2 separate regions of the Homo sapiens genome follow, and region 2 is linked to region 1. A link is a loop called in an ENCODE intact Hi-C map of the cell type or tissue named here. Cell type or tissue: IMR-90. All regions are shown on one strand. Each heading gives the region's core, and the rest is flanking DNA. Links, peaks and the distances in the headings are about the cores only.

Region 1 (2,815 bases), core at 106-2,605:
CTGGGAGGTGTAAGTTGCTGTGAGCCGAGATCATGCCATTGCACTCCAGCCTGGGTAGCAAGAGCGAAACTCCATCTCAAAAACAAAACAAAACAAAACAAAACAAAACCTGTACTGGATTAAGGAAAAGGCAGATAGTTCCCCTCCACACCCCCCTCAAAAAAAAAAAAAAAAAAAAAAGCAGGGAGTGGAAAGGTAGTTAATGCCTGTAATCTCAGCACTTTGAAAGCTGAGGCAGGCGAAATTGCTTGAGCCTAGGAGTTTGAGACCAGCCTAGACAACATAGTAAAACCCCGTCTCTACAAAAAATTAGCCAGGCGTGGTGGCATGCAGCTACAGTCCTAGCTATTTGGGAGGCTGAGGTGGGAGGATCACTTCACCCTGGGAGGTCAAGGCTGCAGTGAGCCATGATTGCATCACTGCACTCTAGCCTGGGTGACAGAGAAAGACCCTGTCTCAAAAACAAATACCAACCCCCGCCAAGATACCCAAATGTTAAATGTTAATAAAGATGTGAGAGCCATCAGGGAACCACAAAATAAAACCATGAGATACCACAACACCTACCAGAGTAGCTAAAAGACAAAAAGCCAGAAGACAAATACCAAGGGTGAGCAAGATGTGGGGCAACTGGAACTCTCATACATTGATGGAGGGAGTGCCTTTTAGTTCAAATATTCTGGAAAACTAATTGGTAGTTAACTACTAAAGCTCAACATGAGCATACCCTATGAATCAGCAATTCCATTCCTCAGAATTACCCAACCAAAACATACATGTATGTACTAGATGACAAGCGCAAGAATGTACCTAGAAGATACATTACCTAGAAGATATTATTATTCATAACCCCAAAAAGAAATAACCAATGTCCATCAACAGAATGTAGTAGTAAAGAATCTACAAAACAAGCAAAACTACTCTAAGGTGCTAAAAATCAGAAAGAGTAGGCTGGGAGAGAAGTTTAAGGGGAGCTCCTATGGCACAGGTAATGTCTTTTTAAACTAGGTGTACTGTGTGAATCCATTAAGCTGTAAACTCCATGTGCAATTTAAACCTTATACTACAACAAAAAAATTTACTAAGAGTGTTCTGGTAACTTTTGGCACAGAGCTATCATGAATGGAACCTTGTATCAAATAGGACTTTTTGGGTTGTGACAGCAGAAATCCAATTCAAACTAACCTAACAGAAAAAGGGAAAAGTATTGGTTTAAATGTCTTAAAAAAAAAAAAAAAAAAAAAAAAAAAAAGCTACACTAGAGCCAGAGATGCAAAAGCAATCATCAGGTTTTTTGTTCTTCTCTCTGTCTGGCTTTCTTGTTGTGGGTTTTTTTTCTGCCAGGCAGCAAGGCACTCTCCATGAAACTCCAGACTTACCTCATCGCCATAATCAGCAATGACAACAGAAAACATCTTTCTGTAAATTCTGACAACATGACCAGCATCAGCCTAGCTTGAGTCACATACCCTTACTGTAGGCTATTCTGCCCCATTTGAACCCGTGGACTAAGAGTAGTAAAGGTGTGTTTTCTCAAAGGCAAATCCTGCTGTTACCAGGAAAAGGGGGAATGAATACCAGAGAGGCAAAACCAACATTCTGTATATTTGGAGGAGACAGAAGAAAACTCTTCATTTGCAGTCTCTCATCCTGATTTATGTCAAATTAAGTTGGTTAATAAAAGTAATTTATAGCTTTCCTATCTAAGGATCCAAGCGGCTTTGTAAAAGTCTCTGAGCTTTTCCCTCTGGGAGAGGGAAACTGAGTTTATCATCAGATGTCTCTGACATCAGTCTCTCCTCCTAGACTACCTTGCACACTACGATCAAATTAATCTTCCCAATGCATGGCTCTAGTTATAAAACAATCCCAAGAAAGAAACCATACTCCCCACCAAAGTTAAAGATTTTTTCTGTCACTCATGGTCCTTCCATGATGTCACCCTTTTACCTTTCCATACTGATGTTATGTTGCTCCCTTTTTGTACACCAAGTCAGTGATTTTGGGGGTTTGTCACTGTCACTGATTGACTTTAGAGTATTAGGATGTAACTGACATTTAATCTATCAGTCAGAGATTTGGGCGTTAACTTTCCTGTGACTTTTCCTTTCTGGTTTTAAAGGTACAATAAAATGATTTATAAATTCTAAATCTGACCCTTAATATATTTCATCTAGTCAGCATTCTTATTAAACCAAGTTTATCCTTCTAAAAATAAGAAAGTGTGCTCTTTAGGTAGAGTATTGTGAGATATATGAACAGCATTTTCTTAATGGGAAGACCTAGTAGAGAACTATTTTCTCCACAGCATTCATCTTTCCCCATAAATAAAATATTTACAGTGTATAATTATTTCTCCTGAGTTTCAAAGACTCAGAAGAAAGATACTAGTTTTATTTTTATACACAAGTGGAACTTGTAATAAACTGCACTATCTTTTTCAGAGTAGGTGAAACAAGACATGTTTAGAAACAGGCCACCTAGATCTTTAGCTAATTTCATTTAGGCTAATGTCTCCACAGCTTCACCTTTAACTAAAAGTGATTTACATATATAACCAATTTACTAACTTGTCAAGGTTTCAGAATTACAAATTAATTTCTACTAAAAGCGAAAAGATGAATTGTGACATGAGTAAAATTATTTTAAAATAAATGCATAAATAAAATGTATAAGCATATCATTTTATTTTCATTTAAGCCAACTATGCTGTAAGCTATTTAGACAAGATGATTCACATTTTATACTTAAATACAAATTTCAGAACATAAAGTATATTTTCTGTTTTTCAAATCCATATTTTATCTGAAATACA
Region 2 (2,815 bases), core at 298-2,797, 83 kb before region 1:
GTGGGTTGTTGCTGTTGGAGTGTGCTGTTGGTACAAAATGACTCTGCCGAGGTTCATCCAAAGATGAAGGTTGACCTAAGGGCGCGTCTCTTTCTTTGCATCCTTTAGAGTTTGAGGACTCATAGCAGAAACTCCACATACTTAAACACTCTAACCCAGGACATCAAAATCCCACTTTCTATCTGAGTGGAAATCGTTGGGCGTTCCTAAAAAGCCATCCTCTATGAGAAAGACACTTTAAAAAAATAATTGACTATTGCGGAAATGTGTTCAGTGCATTTGGGAGTGTAATGAAAGATTTTCCAGAGCCCCCGTTTGCTATGTTACTTTGGTAACTTTGTATTTTGTCATTGTGACAAGTGGGACTAATTTGCATGCATACTTTATAGCATTCCTCCTGGTCATTTATGACAATGAAGGTTAATTTGTAAACTAAATCATATAGGATTCCTTGACTGTTCACCATTCTCTATTTTAGGGTTACTTATAAATAGTTGTTACTTGTAGGAAGTTGAGTAAATATCTTGATAGAGAAATCTGCTAAAAAAAAGAATTAATGAGGTTTAAAAAATTTTTGAAAACAGGTACATGCAACTCCCAAGTGTGTCTCTCACACTAACTAGAACATGCAAGGACCTCTCTCACATGTATTTTGCCTTTTGTTTCTTTGTATTTAACAATGTGAGTGTAGTGCTTATGCAAAAATATTCCCCAATATTTTGGACATTATTTATTTAAATTTTAATCAGCAGTGATTTAAATGAATTCAGAAACTGGTTGGTTCCACCAGCTCAAAAGAGATCAGTTTTCTAAGAAGTTACTTCAAACGCTTTTTTCATTATTTTTTAAAGTTTTCTTGCCTAAATGACAATGTAAACTTGTCAGCTTCTGATGTGGAGAATTTATGTTTAATCATCTCCTTTTTTTCCTGCATACTCTTGTGACACATAGAGAATGGACTCCCACTGAGAGACTAAGTTCTGCATGTTCCATATTCTTTCTGAAGAGCTACAGCTAGAGCCTTATTTATTTGGAGCTGTTGAGCCCCTTCAGTTTCTTCTGAATTCCTTTTACAACCAAAAGCCAGTTTTCCCCATGATCGTACTCCCTTTATTTTGTACTATCATTCTTTTTACAGCTATGACCATGAGTTAGTGTTTGGTGTCTCCTTGAAGAACATGAATAAAGCGGAGAGGCTGACTTTTGGTGAGTCACTTATGACCCACGCCATGACCTTCACTGCTGTCTCAGAGAAGGTATGACCCTCAGCATGCCTGCTGGAGTGTTTGCACAGATGGATCTACATTCTCCTGTAGACTGTTTACCCAACAAAGCTTCATTCATAGTGTATATGATTTCTGTTAAAAGTTAGTTTCCAAGTAAGACATCGTACCTGCGTCACTTGGGGCTTGGCTGCGTGCTTAGAGGTAATATAAAAATAGGAACTTTCTATGAGGAGAATTTGGGTCAGCAGGGAGCGACCAAGTAACTGTTTCTGTAACTTTGGAAGGTCATGGTTTAAAGAGAAGTCAGCAAGGGAACTTGAGAGAAGATAACTTCTACTTTATAAGGAATCAAAATGTGCCCTGAAAGTGTTCATATCTTGATGACCTATGTTCAGATTTCCCTTCATTTGTCATTCAGATTCTTTTGCAGTAAAATGTCAATAACAGTAATTTGTGGACTCCATACCCATTTCTAGTTATATGCAGAGCTTCAGGAAATTGGATGTAAAGTATTTTGAATTTCCTGTGAAATAGTGTGTATAGTAATACCACTTTTTATAGGTTATAGAGTTGGAAACAACTGAAATTTTATCTTTCACAAATAAACTCCTCACTTCCAGTCAGTAAAAATAGATATTTTCACCTCTGTGCTCAGGATCATCAGGAAGGAAGAACTTGAACTACTTTAATTCTTTACCACCACAAGCAAAAATATTCTTTCTAGCCTAATTCCTGGAAAGTCACAGAATAACTACCTTATATAAATTGTTCTAGAAAATCATTTTTTTTTTTTTTTTTTGAGATGGAGTCTCACTCTGTCATCCAGGCAGGAGTGCTGTAGTGTGATCTCAGCTCACTGCAACCTCCACCTCTGGGGCTCAAAAGATTCTCCTGCCTCAGCCTTGCGAGTAGCTGGGATTACAAGTGCCCGCCAACACACCCAGCTGATTTTTTTGTATTTTTAGTAGAAGTGGGGTTTTGCCATGTTGGCCAGGCTGGTCTCGAACTCCTGACCTCAGGTGATCTGCCCGCCTCAGCTTCCCAAAGTGCTGGGATTACAGGCATGAGCCACCGCACCCAGCTAGAAAATGGTTTGATAGAGAATTGTTTTTGCTATCCTATCCACTAGATTTATGATCTTTAAAATGTTTAGAAATATCTTAGCATATCATTATGCCACATTTTCCTAACTAGCCTATCTAAAAGTCCTGATTTGCTTTTTATACTCTATGCAGAATTGTGAGTGGGATGGGGTTTTCTTTCTGTACCTTTTTCTCACCTCTTCCAACTACTTCACTTGAAGGGTGCCCTTTCAACCCCACAGCATCTAAGATCCCTGTGCTCTCTCTGTATTCAAAACTTGGTCTTAAAGGTTTAATTACATTCCTGCAAATTATAAGGCTAGTGCTTTAAGTAGTAGAACTCTGAGGTATTCTCAGTTTTATATGAGATCAAACACAGTATGGTGTAAAGGTGCCCTGAACTTAAGAGGCAGTCTTAATGCTGATACTCCTGATCCTCATGTAGTTTTCATAAATAAATGTAAAGGTTGAGGTCTTGTAAACCAGCGAGCTGTTTTCCTCATTATT

The links. Hi-C counts contacts between places; a loop is a spot of excess contacts. Peaks named below come from ENCODE experiments on the same cell type or tissue, not always from the same donor. Only the 100,000 strongest peaks of a DNase experiment are listed, where the experiment ranks them.
Region 2: it touches region 1 in a loop (3-fold over the local background); 4 of 110 quality-filtered maps call a loop at or near these places.

The regions. Positions count from the first base shown.
Region 1 is chr17:30,186,324-30,189,138 of GRCh38, reverse strand. NSRP1 (nuclear speckle splicing regulatory protein 1) reads right to left here. Exons shown (of 7, transcript NM_032141.4): 7 at 2,664-2,815. Among named protein-coding and RNA genes, the nearest start is that of SLC6A4, 48 kb to the left of the region's middle. In IMR-90, for the core only: no CTCF peak of the experiment used is centred there; no DNase peak of the experiment used is centred there.
Region 2 is chr17:30,269,712-30,272,526 of GRCh38, reverse strand. It overlaps BLMH (bleomycin hydrolase), which reads left to right. Exons shown (of 12, transcript NM_000386.4): 10 at 1,139-1,256. Among named protein-coding and RNA genes, the nearest start is that of BLMH, 21 kb to the left of the region's middle. In IMR-90, for the core only: no CTCF peak of the experiment used is centred there; a DNase peak (open chromatin) is centred at 1,236.